Linked DNA regions of Mus musculus: region 1 is linked to region 2. Evidence: chromatin loops called from intact Hi-C (ENCODE). Cell type or tissue: gastrocnemius. All regions are shown on one strand. Each heading gives the region's core, and the rest is flanking DNA. Links, peaks and the distances in the headings are about the cores only.

Evidence for each region. A loop is a pair of places that touch in the nucleus more often than their neighbours do. Peaks named below come from ENCODE experiments on the same cell type or tissue, not always from the same donor. Only the 100,000 strongest peaks of a DNase experiment are listed, where the experiment ranks them.
Region 1: it touches region 2 in a loop (4-fold over the local background); 4 of 42 quality-filtered maps call a loop at or near these places.

The regions. Positions count from the first base shown.
Region 1 is chr11:20,109,808-20,115,178 of GRCm38, reverse strand. It overlaps Actr2 (ARP2 actin-related protein 2), which reads left to right and starts at 2,228. Exons shown (of 9, transcript NM_146243.2): 1 at 2,228-2,374. The coding sequence starts at 2,327. In gastrocnemius, for the core only: no CTCF peak of the experiment used is centred there; DNase peaks (open chromatin) are centred at 2,207 and 2,665; H3K4me3 peaks cover 2,861 bases; H3K27ac peaks cover 2,757 bases.
Region 2 is chr11:19,917,530-19,922,900 of GRCm38, reverse strand. No RefSeq gene overlaps it. Among named protein-coding and RNA genes, the nearest start is that of Spred2, 4.2 kb to the left of the region's middle. In gastrocnemius, for the core only: a CTCF peak has its summit at 2,319; DNase peaks (open chromatin) are centred at 2,370, 2,573, 3,174 and 5,118; H3K4me3 peaks cover 1,657 bases; H3K27ac peaks cover 2,091 bases.

The DNA of each region.
Region 1 (5,371 bases), core at 92-5,091, 190 kb before region 2:
CCTGAGACCCCCACTGGAAATCTCCAATCTTTTGAAAAAACCCGGAAGTGAGGAGTGTGCACGAATGCTGAATGTTTGGGAATGGGAGGATGAGTGAGGCTTGAAAACACCACACTGAAAATCCTGCCACAGCCAACAGCAGCAGCCCTGTTAGACATGAGCTAAGTAAGCACTGAGTTTGTAGAAAACATAACATCAGCCATCTTGGAATAGAGAAACAATGGATTTACTTACTTATGAAAAACAAAAAAGCTGTCTCTTCCCAGGGAAGGCTAGAACTAGCTTTCCTGTCTTGGCCGGTGCCGAATGGGTGACTGATTTGGGAGAGGAGGACCTGGGTTCACCTGTGGGGCTGTGTTGTGAAAGGCAGCCTGGCCCCTGCTACTGAGGAGAAAGATGGAGCCCGGGTCTTGAGCCCACCTTCACTGTACCGTAGCACTTGGTACTGTCTATGTGCCCTTGAGAAGGCGCGTGGGGGATTTCACAGTCTGAGAATGAGTGTGTGTGAGTGAGGCGGTACCCACATTCTCAACTTCAAGTCATTGCAGTTTCTTTTTCCCAGAAAACAAAGGGGTTTGATGTTGCATTTCATAAACTAACTGAAGTTCTGGAGTTAGAGGATATAGAAATATAAAAGTACAGTTGTTACAAAGTAAATGCAGACTTCAAAGACAGAAAAAGCCACAACCCAAACCAAAATTTAAATGCTTGAAATTGGCATCATAAACAAGCTCTCTCCTGACTTGTATTGTGGCAGTCGGAATGCCCCCAGAAAACTGTGCCAAAGAGTTTAGAAAAAAAATGTACAATAAAAGCAAATACACTCGAAGCCGGGCGTGGTAGCGCACGCCTTTAATCCCAGCACTTGGGAGGCAGAGGCAGGCGGATTTCTGAGTTCGAGGCCAGCCTGGTCTACAAAGTGAGTTCCAGGACAGCCAGGGCTATACAGAGAAACCCTGTCTCGAAAAACAAAAAAAAACCAACCAAACAAACAAAAGCAAACAAACAAAAAAGAATAAGTTTCTGTTTCTTAGGTCTGATGTAAACTGCAAAACAAGTTTTCAGCCTAGCTAAACTTGGGATTCACATGACATATACTCTGACCCTTGACTCTTCCCTTTCACTGTATCTAACAATTCGCTCACATCTCGCCCATAAAACGGACCTCAAGCGACCGGCAGCGGTGAGACAGGTGGTTGGCCAGTCCTGGTGTACCCCAAAATTGCTCCAATTGGACAATCATGGATTTGGTCTTTTTAACTTAATATTCTTAGTTTTAACACAAGGATAGACAATGCGACCCTGTCTCAGAAAACAAAACTAAACTAAAATTAAAGGAAAGAGTTTTGTTCTTTGTTTTCGAGAAAGGGTTTCTTTGTTGTAGCCTTGGCTGTCTTAGAACTAGCTCTGTAAATAGACCAGGCTGGCCAGGAATTCACAGAAATCCAACTGCCTCTACTTGTGTGCTGGGATTGAAAGCAAGTTCACCACTATGCGCTAAGTGAAAGCATTATCTTTCTTTTTTGACAGGGTTTCACTTTATAGCTCTGGCTGACCTGAAACTTGCTATGTAGACCAGGCTGGCCTCCAACTTAGAAATCCGTCTGCTTCTGCCTCCCAAGTGCTGGGATTAAAGGCGAACGCCAACAGTGCCCGGGTGCATATTCAATTTCTTAAAGAGGTGCGTGTAACACTTGTCCCTGTTTCCAAGGGAGGTTACAGAGGACCTCAATTTTAAAGTCTGCATTTGGCAACATGGTGAGTTCCTGTTTGAGAAAATCAAAGAGGGAAGTGGTGAAGCAGAAAGAAACGAAAGCATCCCGCCAGGCTCCTAGGGCTGCATGCAACTGGAGGTGTGGAATAAACCGGAGGTTTGAAACTTGTAGGTGTATCCACCCAGGCCTAGGAGCAATGACACATCATGCCTCGGGACCTCCAGGTGGCTTTCGGTCTTCCTAGCCGGCTGCTCCACCCTTCTCCACTGCCGTCCCGCCACACACCCTCCGGCCTTCACCTGCCTGCCTCCTGTACAGCCGGCCCGGCCGCGCCCTAGGTCCCGAGACAACTTGGTCAGAGCCGCCGCCCCACCAGCCAAGCGCAGCCCCGGAAGCAGAACGAGGCGAGAGGGCGCGCCCGGGTCCGCGCCGGACAGCTCTCATTGGCCTTCTCGGCTGCCAGTCCCCGCTCTTCTTTTCTCTCTCTGCACCGCCCTCTTGGAACGGCTGCCGGGCGGGGACTTCCGGTTTGGGCGGAGCGGCGGGCCGAGGGCGGGGCCGTGTGGAGGAGGAAGCAGGCCAGGCCGGGCGGCGGCTCACCAGGACGAACCATGGACAGCCAGGGCAGGAAGGTGGTGGTGTGCGACAACGGCACTGGGGTAAGGCCCGGCGGGGCGGCCGCGTGTGTGTGCGGGGTGCGCGCGGGCCCCTCGGCTGCGCGGCTGGGCTTCGGGGGCGCGGGCAGGCGCGCGGGCGGGCGAGCTCTCGGGGGGCGCCGGCCGGCCCGGAGCCGGTGGCCCGGAGCTAGGCTACCCGCGCTGCACCCGAAGGCGGCGGAACCTGTCCCCGCGCGCTCGCAAGCATCCGCCGGCGTGCCGAGAGATGGGTCTAGACGGTGAGAGGCCCTGTCCCTCGGTGGCGAGGAGGTCTCCATTTCCGAGGCTCGCCTGTGTTCGTCCATACAAGACCTAGCGGCCTTCCTCTTCCTGTGTAGCGAAAGATGCCGAATGCGAGGCAGGAAACGGGTTCCGCAGAGAAAAGAGGAAGTGCTGTCAGGCCCCGGGCCGCGGCTGGAGTCTGCCCCGGGAGAGCGTGTGGGCTGTCCTTGTCGTCTGTGGTTTTGAGAGAGGGGGATGGTCAGCAGCTCCTGCTTCACCTCTTGCTTTGCATGCCGCCCTATTATAGACCTAGGACCTCTCAAGTAAATTCTAGTGGGAAGTTGGATCATTTCTGGTTCCTCCTCTGCTTCATTTTTTTTTTCTGTTAAGTACAGGATAGACACGTTAGTCTTGAAGATGCTAAAAATGTCAAAATAAGCCTAAAGTTCTGATTCAGAAAACTCGTTGCAACTGGTTTCTTTCTATCCCCAGTTAAAAGGGTGGAGCATCAAAGTTCCAGTTTTGAAGATGCAACTGTTTCTGACTCCTTTAGCGATTTGCAACATTTTGTGACTTTTCTCCTCTCTGCCACAGAGACGACACACAAATTAAAATAGATTTTACTTGAATTACACCTTTGAAGCCAGATTGTTGAAAGGGGAAGGAGCTGGTATTCACTGCCATTATAGTGCCCTTGGTTGAATTTGTTACAAACTTTGACAATTATTGTACTAGCTTCATTTAAGCTAAATCTGGGCTAGAATAGGATAGGTAACAATACAAAGGGACATCCATACCACTGCTGTGGTAACAGCCCTAAGATTCAGTAACTTAAAGGTTTTTAAGCAACCCCATTTATGTGCTCATTAGAGATATTTATATTTGCAGACTTCATGAAGGGATACATAAAATGCATCTCATTTTTTGAGATAAAGGATAAAGCAGTGAGGGAAATGGTACAATTTTATAAAGCTTCTAAATTATCAGGAAAAAGGTTTTTAAAGCAAAGCCTGTATTGTTACACTATATTTAAGCTAAATTATAAATGCTAAACTTTTCAGAAATTCTTATAAAAGTACTTATTAAAAAAAAAAAGTATCTTACTACCAAAGAGACGTCTCAGCAGTTAGGAGCACTGGTTGTTCTTGCTGAGAACCCAAGTTTGATGCCTAACATCTGTGTGGCAGCTCACAGCTATTCTGTAATTCTAGTTCAAGTGTATTCAGTGCTCTTTTCTGGCCTCTGTGGGTACTAGGCATACATGTGATACATATACAAACACTCAAGTAAACAGACATAACACTTAAAGTAACAGTGTCTTAAAAGTGTTTTAAAAAGGGCTGAAGTGATGGCATACATCTTTTATGCCAACACTTGGGAGGCAGAAACCGGCAAATCCCCATGGCTACATAGGGAGACTCCATCCATTTTTATTTTTTTTTTTTTAAATCTGTTTCTTAGGATAAAAAGATCAGCTACTATGGCATAAGTGAAAGGAGATGATTTTAAAAAAAGTTTTATGCCAGGTGTGGTGGCGCGCCCCTTTAATTCCAGCACTTGGGAGGCAGAGGCAGGCGGATTTCTGAGTTCGAGGCCAGCCTGATCTACAAAGTGAGTTCCAGGACAGCCAAGGATACACAGAGAAAAAAGTTTTATATCTATTTTTGTAATTATTTATAAACTTTATTCACTTTTTTTGTAGATATGTTTGACTGTGAATGAAATAGTCGGATCCTCATATACATCAGCTAGTTCTGATTTAAATCGTAACGCAGTTAGGAATATTGTGATGTCTTTTAAGAAAACTTGACGACTAATAGCTACTTAGATTTTGGGTTGTTTCTTAACTATTTATTCTTCTTTGTTCATCTTAGTTTTACTTAGGTACCTGAAGTTATAATGATGCCTTTACAATTAAATATTAGAGAAGACATTAAGACTTGATTTTTTAAAACAGTAATAGAAAAGGGGTTGGGGAGATGGCTCAGTGGATAAGCACCTGACTGAATCTCCAGGACCCACGTGGAGTGGAGCTGGCACTGTAACACCAGTGCTTCCACCACAAGGTGGGAGACAGAGAAAGGAGAACCCCAGGAAGTTTTTGGGCAAGCTAGAGCTGTATGCAGCAGTGGACAGCAAAGGACAGGTGAAAGATGAGGACCAGCACTTGAAGTTGTCCTCTGATTTCCAGATGTGCACCATAGCATACAGTCTCCCCCACTCTGACATATGAATATACTTACCATCTAGTCACACACTCATGGGGGCTGGAGTGGAGCTCAGTTAGTAGAGTGCTTGCCTGATGCTTGAGGAACTGGAGGGTCCATCCCCAGCACTGTACTATCAAATGTACGTACTTGTAATTTCATGGGAGGTAGATACAGAAGCATCTTAAATCCTTAATTAAATGGTGGTTTCATTTACCTTTTGTATACTTTAGATTTTAAAATGTGAGCTATTTAAGAAGGTAGATTGGTTTGTTTTTTATGATGCTAAGGATTATATCCAAGGATTTGGAAGATAAACGTTCTTTCTGAGGTGTACCCCCAGCCCTGAAAAGTTAAAATTAAAGAAAAAAGGTAAAGATTTGTTATATTTTTATATGTATAGGTGTTTTGCCTGCATATATGTATGTATACCACATGCGTGCCTGGTGGCCCAAGGGAGGTTAATCCTCTGGTACTGAACTTAGAGATGATTTTGAGGTACCACGTGGGTACTGGGACTGGATGCTGGATCCTTTGCAAAAGCAAATGCTCTTAACCACATCTCTTCAGC
Region 2 (5,371 bases), core at 290-5,289:
GGGGGATGAAATATTTGCTTCAAAAATAGAAAATTGCTGGACTGGATAATCCCATTCTACGGAGGCTGGGGTAGGAGGATTGATAGTAGTTCAAGTCCAGCCTGGTCTACAAGTAGAATCCTAGGCTAGACATAGCTAGTAAGCAAAATCCAGTCTCAAACAAAACCACAAACAAAAAACAAACAAAACAAAAACAAAACAGCCGGGCATAGTGGATCATGTCCGTAATTCTAGTATTCTAGAAGCAAAAAGGTGGGTGGATCTCTGTGAGTTTGAGGCCAGTCTGGCCTATATAATGAGTTCCATGCCAACCAGACTACATGATTAAGACCCTGAATCAAAGTAGTGGTCGTGGTGATGATGATGATGATAATCAGCAACAACTAAAACAAAACCCATACACAAAACAAAAGTAGCCCTCTTAGAGGTCTGTGTGTATTGAGAGTTCCACGGGGGCTTGAAAAATAAGAGTTTCACCTTTGAGTCAAGTAGAAACCAGTGGTTTCATGCTTTCCACAACCATGATCTTTGTGGATACACATTGAGGTTCAACACTGGATTCTGAGTGCTCATGACAAGTAGTGGTAAGGACGCCAAACCTCGAGACCTGCATTTTGGTTTTCTCTTAGAAGACCTGAGGTCCTGACAGTGAGGTCTCTGTTAATTCTTCAACTTTTACAGGAATAAACAAAGCAAACCTTATCTTTCTTCATTTTTTGTTTGTTTGATTTGGGGGGTATTTTTATTTGTTTGCTTGTTTCTGTTTTGTTTTTTTTTGTTGTTTGTTTGTTTGTTTGTTTGTAGGCCGTGAAGAAAGTGAGACATACTGGGTGTGGTGGTAGACACCATTAATCTTGGCAGTCTGAAGGTAGAGGCAGGTAGATCTCTTGAGTTCAAAGCTATATTAGTCTACAGAAAGAGTTCTAGGACAGCTAGGGCTAAATATTGAGACCTTGGTTTAAAAAAAAAAAAAAAGACTGGGGGTTGGGTAAGCTGTAGAGTTGCTTAGTGGTTAAGAGCACTGGTTGTTCTTTCAGAGGACCCAGGTATGATTTGCAGCACCCATATGTCTGCTCACAACCTTCTATAACTCTAGTTCCAAAGATCTGACATTGTCTTCTGGACTCCAAGAGCATGAGGTACCCAAGCAATGCATACATAGTTATACATACAGGCAAGATACCCATACACATAAAAGAAAATAAACATAAAACAAACAAAAAGCAGACCCATTCAGAGCTAGGAGATAGGTTAGTATGAGGCTTACTTGTCATCCGAGGGCCTATGCTCCTTCTTTAGCACCCACATTTGATGGCCTGCAATTATAATCCCATTGTTGAAGAGATGGAGACAGGAAAATTCCACAGGGCTTACTAGTCACTTCTGTGGTCTGACAACTTTCAGATTGAAAAGCAAGGTGGATGACTCCCAAAGAACAATAACGGAAGTGTCTAATGAATTACTTGGATCACACCGATCTATTTCTAGAGTTTGTTGTAACGTCTCGGGATTTATTTGTTTTGATTTGTCCCACTGATGTCTTATTTTTTCTTATTCTGTTACCCCCACAAACTATAATAAAATCATGTCCTTTCTCAAAAAAAAAAAAATCGTAGACATTCGAAAATAAGTAAGCAGGGCGTGGTGGCGCAAGCCTTTAATCCCAGTACTTGGGAGGCAGAGGCAGGTGGATTTCTGAGTTTGAGGCCAGCCTGGTCTACAAAGTGAGTTCCAGGACAGCCAGGGCTACACAGAGAAACCCTGTCTCGAAAAACCAAAAAAAAAAAAAAAAAAATATTAGTTTGTCCCAATCTTAGATTTAGATTTCAATTCAGAAGCATTATAACCATCAATCGGGGCACGGTAGACTCGAGAGACTGAGACAAAATAATCACTGTCCGTTGGAGTACACAGTTCCAGGCTAATGTGGGCTAGAGTGAGACCCTGACTAAAAAATAAAACACAAGTCACAAAACAACAACAAACCCAGAGAATTTGGGATTTTTGTTTGTTTGTTTTATTTTGTTTTGTTTTTTGATACAAGACTACGGTGGCACAATCTTTTATCTCAGGAGGCAGAAGGGTCAGAAGTTCAAGGTCATTGAGTTCCAGGCCAATTTGAACTACTTGAGACTTGAGTCTTTTAAAATAAAGTGTTTACTCAGTAAGATCTTAAAACTTCAAAAGTACTATCGATCTGCTCACAACTTCACGGAAACCCAGCACAGTTGCCTGCCTCTTAACTCCACAGGCTGGGCAGGGGAGGCCCCGTAGCTCTTTCCTTTCCCAGGGGCTGTGGGAAAGCCCGGAGCGCCCCTCGGCGGCCGGATCTGCAGGCTCTGCAGCGGGGCAGCTCCTGCTTTTCGAGCCGGCGGCCCTGTGGGGCGCAGTGCGGAACCCGCACTTAGGCGGCCGGACAGCCGGCTGCGCGTGGGATCACAGGCCAGGAGCCGCGGCCTCAGGGCTGTCCTCGCCTCACCCCACTCTGCCCCTTCAGTATTTCTCAATGACCGGCGCTCGAGGACACTTCCGACGCGGGGGAGGGGTGCCACTCGCGCGCCGGTTTATCAGTTCCTTCCGGCCGCGCCCGGGCCGCTGCAGCGCCTGCATCACTATGCTCGGGCGAGCAGCCGCGGGTACCCGCTGTGCCAAGGGAGCCGAGGACTGTGCAGACGTAGTGAGAGGCGCCGCGGCCCTGCAGGGTGAATGGCTCGGGCCCATTGCACAATCTCCGGTATAATTAGCCAAGGGCGGCGGTGCAGGGCTCATCCCCCGGGCAGCATACTCCGGGATCATTTTCCCTTTCGGTTGCATGGCCGGGATTTTATTAAACAGACGAAAGGCCCCCGCCCCGCCTCCCTCCACGCTGGTGCAAGTATTATGAATGAAACGCCAAGCCCGCTGCTACTGCGGTCGCCACTTCAGGTAGGAGGGTGGCTCGACCGTGCTCAGCAGCTCACCAAAGGCTCGGGTATGCATTTGCTCAGCAGAGTCAGAATGCAGGAAGTAATCGACGGAGCGAAGAAGGAAGCATTCTTTGTGTAAAAAATGTAACCGCCAGGGTTTGCCCCAAGTTTCAGTTTACAACTGTACAAGCCTCAGCCAGTTTAAGAATGGGCTATGCAAAGGGTCTTTTCGTCTGTGGCAGCTCACCTTCTAGCTAGCCGCAGCTCGGTGGGAAGAGCTGTTTCTGGCAAGTTACTACCCAATTCTAGCCCTTCCCCCACCCACTCCAGGAAAGATGGAGAAGGCTGACCTTGGGGTGCACTCCTGAACTCTTTAACAGGAAGCAAGTGGATTGCAAATTGGATCCTGGCAGAGAGTCAGACCGAGAGGAGGAGAGGAGACAGAGAGGGGTCCTCCCCTAATCTTGCGGAGGATCAGAATTTCTGAGTCAGGCTGGGTACGTGGCCCAGTTAGTAGGGTGCATTGTAGCTTTTATTGCGCATGAAGCCCTAGGTTCGACTCTGCAGCCCCTCATTAATCCGGCCTGTAACCTCAAGATCATCTTCACCTACACGGTGAGAGACACGGGAGTCCTTAAGGTTTTCTCAGAGGAGACAAAACAAATGAATGAAGACTAATTAATTCAGAAACTGCAGCAACTGAAGCTGGAGCCATGTCCGTAGTTAAATGAATTTTAAATCTTGCTTGTGTGTGTGTGTGTATTTAACAAGCATGTGAAGGAATCCTTTGCCACCGCCGCACCCCCCCACCCCACCCCCACCCCCCCACCCCCCGTTTTAGCAGTCTCTATAGCCCTAGTTGGCCTTCAAGTCAGTCTGCTTTTGCCTTCTGAGTGTTGGGCTTAAAGGCGTGCACCACCACATAGGCCTAGAAAAATTAGTCCTAAAATTTAGGACATCATTTCTTTCTCTCCCCCCAACCCCTACCCCCTCTCTCTGTCGTGGTTCTGCCTCATGAATGCTGGAATTACGCGCACACACCACCACTTCTGAGCTCAACTAGATTTCCTTTTTGCTCATATGAGCCAGTATATTTGTGAAGACTGAACCGAGGTCCAGCTGCTGGGCCAGCATTCTACCACCTAGCCACGTCTGTAGTTTCTCTTCACACATTATGACTTAAACAAAGGAAAGACGAAGGCCAAGGAGAGGAGCCTGGCTTGCAGAGCTGGCTGGTCCGATCCTCACCACCCTTCTCTCTCAACCTCCCGAGTAGCTGGGCTGCCACTGTTTCCCATCATTCCTTGCTGCAGCTTCTTTCACACGTGGGTTTTTAGTGGGTGGGAGGCCATGGTGAAGGCAATTATTTTTCATAGCTGCTTAAGGTCCAGGGTATTCTATGAAGCCACGGGGATGCCAAGGCACACGAACTTCCTGCCTTCTGGGGTTTGGGTTGTGTGTGTCAGGCATCTAAACAGGTTAGGATTTGTGGCCAATGGCTGGTGTTTGTATGAGTGGGGTAAGCACCAGAGTAAGCTAAGGTCAGAGAAAGGCTCCCCAGAGGCTGGGAGGTTTGAGTCAAATCTTGGCAGATAGTGTGATGCCACGGTTGTGGATAGATAACTGGAACAAGAGGTAAAGGGAGAGAGAGTCAGATGAGCATAAAAGTTCTGAGGTGCACACGGGGGTTAGAGACAGGAACTGGTCAGGGCAGCCACAAGGTCCAAGCCAAAGGTTTGATTTTTTATTTTGAAGTCATGAACCTTCCTTAACCAAGTCACAACTAATCTTTGTTCAGTCCCAAATCCTTGCCAGGTCGATTTTAGTTATGCAAATGTAGGGCAAGTGGCACCCATTGTTCTGGGATTAGTGAATCAAACCAAAGTCACAAACTGACAGCCCTTGGGCAGCATAAGAAGACTCTCAGACAAGGTTGGTTTTGACTGCCTTTCTTCCTTTCTTTCTTTCTTTCTTTCTTTCTTTCTTTCTTTCTTTCTTTCTTTCTTTTTCCTAAGTAAAACTGAAAACTGAGCCTAAAACCAGAATATTCTATATAAAACTTGAGATCATTGGTTCCTCCTGGAGAGGGAAAAAATAGGAAGAAAGGCTTTGGCCAGTCTGTGCACCAAGCTCCGGTTGGTAGCTTGTTGAGTAGAAGCTGCACAGTCTGCTGGCCCCAGGGGGCATCTGAGCCGGTGACCGTTGGAATGAAAGAACATTTTGTGACTAGATCCTAGCTCCCCTTCCTGAGTGCAGGTAGCTGCAGGGTGTTACTGAGTAAAGCAGTTTGCATGGAAGGAAGGAACCGATCCCCAGCCCCCTTCCCAGAAGGCTGCGTTATGGGTGGGCAGGCCAAGCAGGGTGCATTCAGGCAGGCTTGGTCACAGCCCAGTGACAAAGAACAGTGGGGCTCCTAAAATAACAGCTAATGCCTATCCCTGTTCAGGCTGTTTCTAAGATAACCT